Linked DNA regions of Mus musculus: all the other regions are linked to region 3. Evidence: chromatin loops called from intact Hi-C (ENCODE). Cell type or tissue: left cerebral cortex. All regions are shown on one strand.

What was found. Hi-C counts contacts between places; a loop is a spot of excess contacts. Peaks named below come from ENCODE experiments on the same cell type or tissue, not always from the same donor. Only the 100,000 strongest peaks of a DNase experiment are listed, where the experiment ranks them.
Region 1: it touches region 3 in a loop (5-fold over the local background); 4 of 42 quality-filtered maps call a loop at or near these places.
Region 2: a loop joins it to region 3, with 7 times the contacts of the local background. A loop is called at or near these places in 5 of 42 quality-filtered maps.

Annotation. Positions count from the first base shown.
Region 1 is chr3:146,765,386-146,767,885 of GRCm38, reverse strand. The region is part of intron 1 of Prkacb (protein kinase, cAMP dependent, catalytic, beta); the gene reads left to right. Among named protein-coding and RNA genes, the nearest start is that of Prkacb, 46 kb to the left of the region's middle. In left cerebral cortex, no CTCF peak of the experiment used is centred here; DNase peaks (open chromatin) are centred at 846, 990 and 1,414; H3K4me3 peaks cover 1,484 bases; H3K27ac peaks cover 1,454 bases.
Region 2 is chr3:146,708,577-146,711,076 of GRCm38, reverse strand. No RefSeq gene overlaps it. Among named protein-coding and RNA genes, the nearest start is that of Gm36521, 25 kb to the right of the region's middle. In left cerebral cortex, no CTCF peak of the experiment used is centred here; DNase peaks (open chromatin) are centred at 116, 954, 1,230 and 1,810; H3K27ac peaks cover 425 bases.
Region 3 is chr3:146,619,221-146,621,720 of GRCm38, reverse strand. The region is part of intron 4 of Uox (urate oxidase); the gene reads right to left. Among named protein-coding and RNA genes, the nearest start is that of Dnase2b, 4.9 kb to the right of the region's middle. In left cerebral cortex, no CTCF peak of the experiment used is centred here; DNase peaks (open chromatin) are centred at 437, 1,047 and 1,438; H3K27ac peaks cover 2,145 bases.

The sequences.
Region 1 (2,500 bases), 150 kb before region 3:
CTTCATGTTTCTGCCTCTTCAGATGACTTTTCATACTGAGTTTTAAATTGAAATAAGTCCATTTCTTAATACAGTGTGAAACTTGCAATTCTGGAATTGCAAATCTGGAATCTAAAGATTAAGCTCCTTAGCAAGTTAGGGGAGATCCACCTGTGCGTCATGTATGAGTAATGACCTCCCATAGTTATATTCCTTGTAGAAATCACACAAACAATAATAGCTTTCAGTATCTCCATTACAAACTCTGAAGGTGATGTTGCTATACTTTCAAAGCACAAAAGCGGATTATATATTTGCCTGTGAGTCTCTGGATCTTAAGTGAAAGCTATCCCTTGAGGACTTTAATTGTTCTCATCTGCTCTTTCCTCTCTGGCATCGAAAGATTGCTTGTAAATGGAAGAAGAGCCTTGGCTGCCCCCTTGTAAGTTGCTTTCATTTGGTGAGGATTTTCTCTTGTTAAGCAAGTTTTGTGAAAACATTGTAAAGGAGTTCTCCCCAAATTCATCTGGGTTCCATACGGCCCTCCGACTAGACGACATGGCACAGCATGCACAGCGATAGGTGCTGTTGCCTTCCGAGGCAAAGGAAGAGCTAAGCTTTGACAAGGACCAGCACTGGCACTGGTGAAGGAGCCTGGAATTAAAACACCTTTCTCCACTTTTCTTTCTGAGACCACGTGATTTCATTATTTTCTCTGTGCCTGGTGTTCTATCATCACAGCATGTAGCAGGTTGCAGTGCTGTTTGTGTAAGATGGAGCTGAGTCATCTGACACATTGAGTTACTGTGCACTCCTGGTTCACATACCAATTCCTATTCGGAAAACCGGAGCCAGCAAGCTGTGGAGAAGAAACACCAGTCAACAGGTCCTTTGTTACAGCTGATAAGGGGAGCAAGAGCGGGTCTTCTGTACACGGTGGGGTGACTAGAGAGGATGATTTTGCATTCTGTTGTTTCAGTGGAAGAAGATTTCTTATGATCTCACTGCAAAAATAGGCAGGAGGAGACAGATCCGCTCACTCTGATTTGCACATCACACAGGACATCCACTTATGGAAACATCATGTGACACACTGCAGATATGTACAAATTCTAGGCTGCTCGGGGAGCCTGCTTCCTGGTGCAGCTCACTGAGCGTCAGTGTGAAGAAAAAGCACTAAGTAATGGTTCTCGGAAGTGTGTGGACCTAAGCAGGAGTGAGCAGCTGGTTCACGCCCTCTCCTCTGTCTGACCGAGAACACATGAGCCGAACACTGAAAGCGCTGCTTTTGCCCCCAGTGAGGACGGACCTCTGTCCGATGAGGACTGTTCTAGAGCGGATTGTGCTCTGGATTACTTGCCTTCCAGTAAGAGAAGCAACCATTTCATCCTCACTGATTTCCTGGGATGAAGCTTGTGAGGAAATGAGTGCAGGACAACACTGCCTGTTGCTTCTGTGCTCCTCCTAGCCCTGTTGGGACAGCCAGGAATTCATTAGGTCATGGCAAATTGAAAGGATGGCCTTTGTTTTCTGGATACAACAGGGCTCTCCCTTGCTGTGCTGGCACCAATACCAGCAAGTTCCTTGTGATCCTAGACACTTGCACATTTCTTTGTTGTTGTTAATGAGTCTGAGTGTTTTGCCTGCTTGCATGTATGTGACTACAGCGACCAGACATCAGATCTCCCTCAGGAAATGGAGCTTCAGATGCTTGTGAACCTCCATGTGGGTGCTGAGAACTGAGCCTGGGTCCTCTGCAGGAGCAGCCAGGACTCTTGACTGCTGAACATCTCCCCAACCTCTACAACCACATTTCTGAAAGTTGCTGGATTATTTAATTAATACACATACATATGCGTATACAGAGAAAAATATCCAGAACTTAATTTTAATAGCACCTATATAGAAAATGAGAGATCCAAAGAAAAATACACTATGTTGTTTTAGATCGTGTGTAAAGATTTTAAAACCTTCCCATTGTTTGTGGATAAATAAGCAAAAAAAGAAAAGAAAGGAAAGTGGAGCCTATAAAAAGGGTTACACATGATTAAAGGATAAAATCACAGCCTTCAATAGGAAAAGAATGAACTTATATTCAGAAATATGTGTTTAAAAAACTACAGATAGCATCTAAATTAATTCTTCAATGTTTTGAGTGAACATAAAATCTATGAAATAAGACAGAGGAAATAATCCTGAAGGGACTGGAGACATGGCTCAGCAGTTATAAGCCTTTTCTGCTCAGTCGTAAGGACCTGAATTCAAGTGCCAGCATACAATCGTCTGTAATTCCAACTCCCAAAGATCCATGGCACCAGCACACTTATGTGCATGTATATGCACACATACACATAGGCATTTGCATACACATTCATAAATAAAGTGAATCTTTTAATAAGAACAAGGCTGGGATGAAAAAAGGGGCTGAAAATAAAATAGAAAAGAAGCATAATATTATGATAAGGAAATATGATGAGAAAATTCATGTGGTGCTTGCAAGATAACAGGCAAGCTGAATTAG
Region 2 (2,500 bases), 89 kb before region 3:
TATTTAAGCATTCCCAATATGTGGATGTGTGTGTGTGTGTGTGTGTGTGTGTAGCAGGAAAAGGCCATTTGACTCTTCCCCGAAGGATTGGATTCAGGAATATGCTCCTGTTTCGTATATTTCTCTCTCTAATACATAATCAGCTTGTAAAACACAGATCCACCACGGAAGTGTCTCTGTTATTCTAGGATGCTACCACAGGTGGCTGTCCAGTAAGGACACGGGGAACTGAGAACTGTGATCATCAGTTACTCACAGAGTAACTCTGAGTTCAAGTTCTCACCACTCACCGCTCATCTACACATCTGTAAAGTAGAAACCGCGTGCCTTTCCCCATTGCTTGGTCGGCAGTAGAGCGATGAGAACATCGAATTTCTGGTTGGGTTTGAACAGGATCCGAAGCAATCAGTACATGATACAAAGTGGACAGACTGCTCTGCAGCGGGCTTCTCAGACATTTCTCATCATAGCTCCGGCGTGCCCAAGATACCACCATGCCACCATCAGCTTTTAAACCAGGTATATAAACCAAACACTTACTAACACTAAATGAAAAGACATTTATTTGAAAACAGTTCTTTGGTAGACATATAATTTTGCCACTTATTAAATCAAAACCAAATCTACATTCTGATGAAGAGACCGATCTGCTTATTTATTCTCATGCAAAGGCTTGACTTGTGACCGAATATTTGACTCTGAAAGACATGAAGTGTCTTTAAAAATGTTCAGCATTAATTGATATTTTGGTTTTATAATTGTCAGTGCTGAGAATCCCCGCTCCACATAAATAGACAGGACAAGATGACAAACATATGTTTAGGGACATTTCAGAAATCATTGGAAATGCTTTCTTATTACAAAGCCAGAACTCATTTCACAGTTATTTATGCAACCCAACTCAGCAGCTCAAACGCTCTAACTCAATACAATCCAAAGACAGATTCATTTGATGCAAGCTAAAGAATGGCAGTAGGGAATATTAAAAAGTTGTTGTTGTCCATAATTAAATCATTGTTTCCATACGAGCAGAGAACTTGGCATGCCCAGTAAAAACACTGCAGTTCTTCTCACACATAGTCTCCAGTCTGAGCTGGGATGTTCGAGATGTGCTGTTCGCTAGTGCTGCACTGCCTGACATGTATAGAAGGTCCATTTGTGTGTCAACAGCAAGGCTCTTGGGAATCTACATATATGACACAGGTGCACGCTGCCAGAAACATCTCCGGTTCATTCCACATTTCTTATGAACTAACGTTGGATCGTTGCATGTTCACAAACCTTTCCATGTTTCTAAACCTTTTCATGACTCTCATTCATTTACATGATCTCCTCCGGGCTTAGGGCTCACACTATAAGAAACTGTGCTCATCATGAGGTACGTAGCGAACGTAGCTACAGGGATGGTAGTAATACAAACAAACAAGCTATCTAGAAAATATCATTCAGCACAGATTGGAACATAAAACAACAACACAAAATGAGAGGACACAGGTCCTTCGAACAGACCCCCTCAGTGTCCTTCCTGAACTTAGTCTAGACTCCCTTCATCAGTAATTTGAAGCTGAAAGTTCTAGAAATACAGCATATTAGAATCAGACATCTTAATCCTTATTCACAACACACCAGCACTGTGGGTTCATTTAATGTTCTCCATCCCTCTCAAAGCAGCTCCCTGGGGCCTCTCCTTTCCTTGCTTTGCCACCATACCATCCCCTGAATTTGTCCTGACATTACTGACTTGAACTGAGGCCCACTTCCTGCCTACTGAATTACTCCAGTGTTCTTAGTCATTCATTCCCATGACTAAGCCTCAGAAAGACACCCTGTCTATAAAGAGATTATGTCTAGGTTCCTTGGGTAACAAGAGTTGTCACTTGCTCTGGCCCTCCCCTCCCAAGCTGGCTTTATCCTTGCTTGTCTCCCATGTTAGGCCGACAGGGTAGCAACAAGTACCTGCTTGTAAGATGCTCACTGATCAGTAGTGCTCACCCCTTTGTGTGGTCCCTCCATATAGACTTGTGAAAAATACCAGGGCAGAAATAAGGGTTTCCTTGAAGGGATTGCTCTTTCTCCCTTCTTCCTTTCTTCCTGCCTCCATCCTTGCGATGGAATCTATGGAGAGGTTCTTGTAACAAGAGATGGATATTTCAGCTCACAGCAGCATAAGCAAACACAGTCCCGTGTCCGTCCCCCCCCCCCAAGCCTCACAAAGCCCATAATATCCAGCCACGTTGTTGAGGCTATCATGGATTCATGACTCTCAGACACTGTGAGATCCCAAACACACATTGTTATAACATTATAATCAGAGAGTTATAATGACACCATGGTATATAACTAATTCAAATGTCATCTTCATTGCTGTCTCCTGTCCCTACCACATCTATCCCTACCAGCCACTGGCACCCATGCAAGCCTTAGCTAAAAATTAACTCTATAAATCTCTCCCACATCTCACCTCCAGTGTCACATTAGTTACACAGACCTGTGTGGCAGG
Region 3 (2,500 bases):
GAAACATGATTTTAAAAGGATAAAAGCAAATCTTTAAGAGGACAATTTTCCTATGAGTTGCTAGGAAAAAGTAACTCCAATCATTGCATTACACACAAAGTTATGGGATCTAAAATGCTTTCACCGATATCTCCTTCTGGAAAACAAAACCCCCGCCCCTCCAAATGAAACAGAAAACAGCCCTAAACCAGAACTAAAACAAATAGAACCCCTCAAAGGCGAATGAGAAGGTGAAGAGAAGAGAGGCTGAAGGCTCTGTCTCCATCTTCTCCAGTGCATCTATGTGACTTTGGTCCCCAGCATCTACTTTGCTCACCAAGCTTTGGCTCCTCCCGTAATCTTACTCATCAAGACACTGTTGTGTAGTGTTGTGTACCTAGAATCCCCAGCTTTGGCATTCAGAGTTCCCTCAGATCAAGTCCCAATGCCCTTCCTACCACAGCACTCTCCGTTTCCATGGAAACAGTGCCTCTGGAGGAGTCACTTCCCCTCTTCCTATCTTGATTTTCTCATCTTTGGGATGGAGATGGTAGCCATGCCTGGTTTTTTTGGAGTTGATGTGTTTCTAGGGTAACACACATGAGGGTTTCATAGAATAGCCGCTGTGTCCAAGATGCACTGTGAACGTCTCCAGGGTGACCTTGCTGCAACTGGCTTTCCCACAGCCACACTAACCACCTGTCGGATGCTTCCTGTGCCCCACAGGCTCAACGGACTCTGAAACCAAAGGCCTTCATCCTGCGGTCCTCCAGCCCTGGAGTGACACATATCGACCCTGGCTGGCCATCTTGAGATGATTCACTCTCGCTGCACGCTGGAAACAGGAGAGAGGCCTTCCACTTTCAAATGTGCTTTGGCACCGGATTCCCACAGCGTAAGTGCCTTCTGTTCCCAGGGACAGTCAACTACTGCCAGTTTTGTCCGAGTGGAAGCCAACTACTCTGATGCCCTCCTCACTCGGAACAAAACCAACAAAAACCATCCTCTTTGAATGTTGAAAGCATTTTTTTTTTCCTCCTTGGCACACATCAGACCGACTGGATGAAATCAGAGTGCTTATTTTATCTTCTCTGTTGGCAGCGCCCCAGCCTGCTGAGCACTGGTAAAAACCTGAGGCTTTCAAATGCATGGGGCCATCAACTAAAAATATGCCACCACACACACACACTCTCTCTCTCTAAAAAGATCCCAGTTTAGATCCAAAAGAAGTAATTCAACCAGAAGCAGTGTCATCTGGGTACCATGACATGAAAGCGCTCAATCAGCCTGTGACCTTGCCCCGGAAGTCCGCACCACACCTCCCTCAGCACCTCCATGGTCGAGGGTTAGTGCAACAGGAAGGTTTTTCACATTTTACATCACTAGAGTATAATCTCTTCAGCTCCTGGTGTCCTCCTACACACTCGGCAGACTGTGGTTGATCTCTCAGAGAAGCGTGCATCTACCGTTTAGCTCTCGAGGGGAAAGAAACTCACTTCAAATTACTAGGAAACAAGCCCAGAGCCTTACCTACGCATCAGGTGTCAAAAAAGCACAAAAAAGCTTCACTGAGCTGAGGTGGGGGGGAAGAACAGTCATGAAGAGGATAATTGCTTCCATAGTTAACGCCTCCAAAAAGTGGACGAAAATAGCTAAAAGGAGGATATTTTAAAACCATATTAAATCATTCTACTATCAAACTGCAAACTTGTAAAGGATAGAGGCAAAAAAAATCGACTAAGTCAGAGGTTCTCAACCAGTGGGTCACGACTCCTGGGGAGGGTCAAACAAACCTTTTAGCCTTTTACAGGGGTCACCTAAGACCATCGGACAACACAGATATTTACATTAGGAGTCATCTGAGTAGCAAAATTACAGTTATGAAGCAAGAACAAAAATAATCTTGTGGTTTGGGTCATCACAACACGACAAACTGCATGGAAGGGTAGATTCCTTAGGAAGGTTGAGAACCACTGAATTAGGTTTGTCTCTGTGGATCCATCCTGTGCCTCCAGGGACCTTCAAAGTCCAGGCTGTGCGATTCTGGGAGTGAAAGAGATGATGCCACCAGGCAGAGGACTAACTTGGCTTTACCTCAACTAGGCACAGAGCAAGGTGATTTTAGAACCTTGTGTCAGTCAAGAACTTCTCTTAAGAACCAAAGAGCTAATGTGGTACATCTACACAATGGAGTACTACTCAGCTATTAAAAAGAATGAATTTATGAAATTCCTAGCCAAATGGATGGACCTGGAGGGCATCATCCTGAGTGAGGTAACACATTCACAAAGGAACTCACACAATATGTACTCACTGATAAGTGGATATTAGCCCAAAACCTAGGATACCCAAGATATAAGATACAATTTCCTAAACACATGAAACTCAAGAAGAATGAAGACCGAAGTGTGAACACTATGCCCCTCCTTAGAAGTGGGAACAAAACACCCTTGGAAGGAGTTACAGAGACAAAGTTTGGAGCTGAGATGAAAGGATGGACCATGTAGAGACTGCCATATCC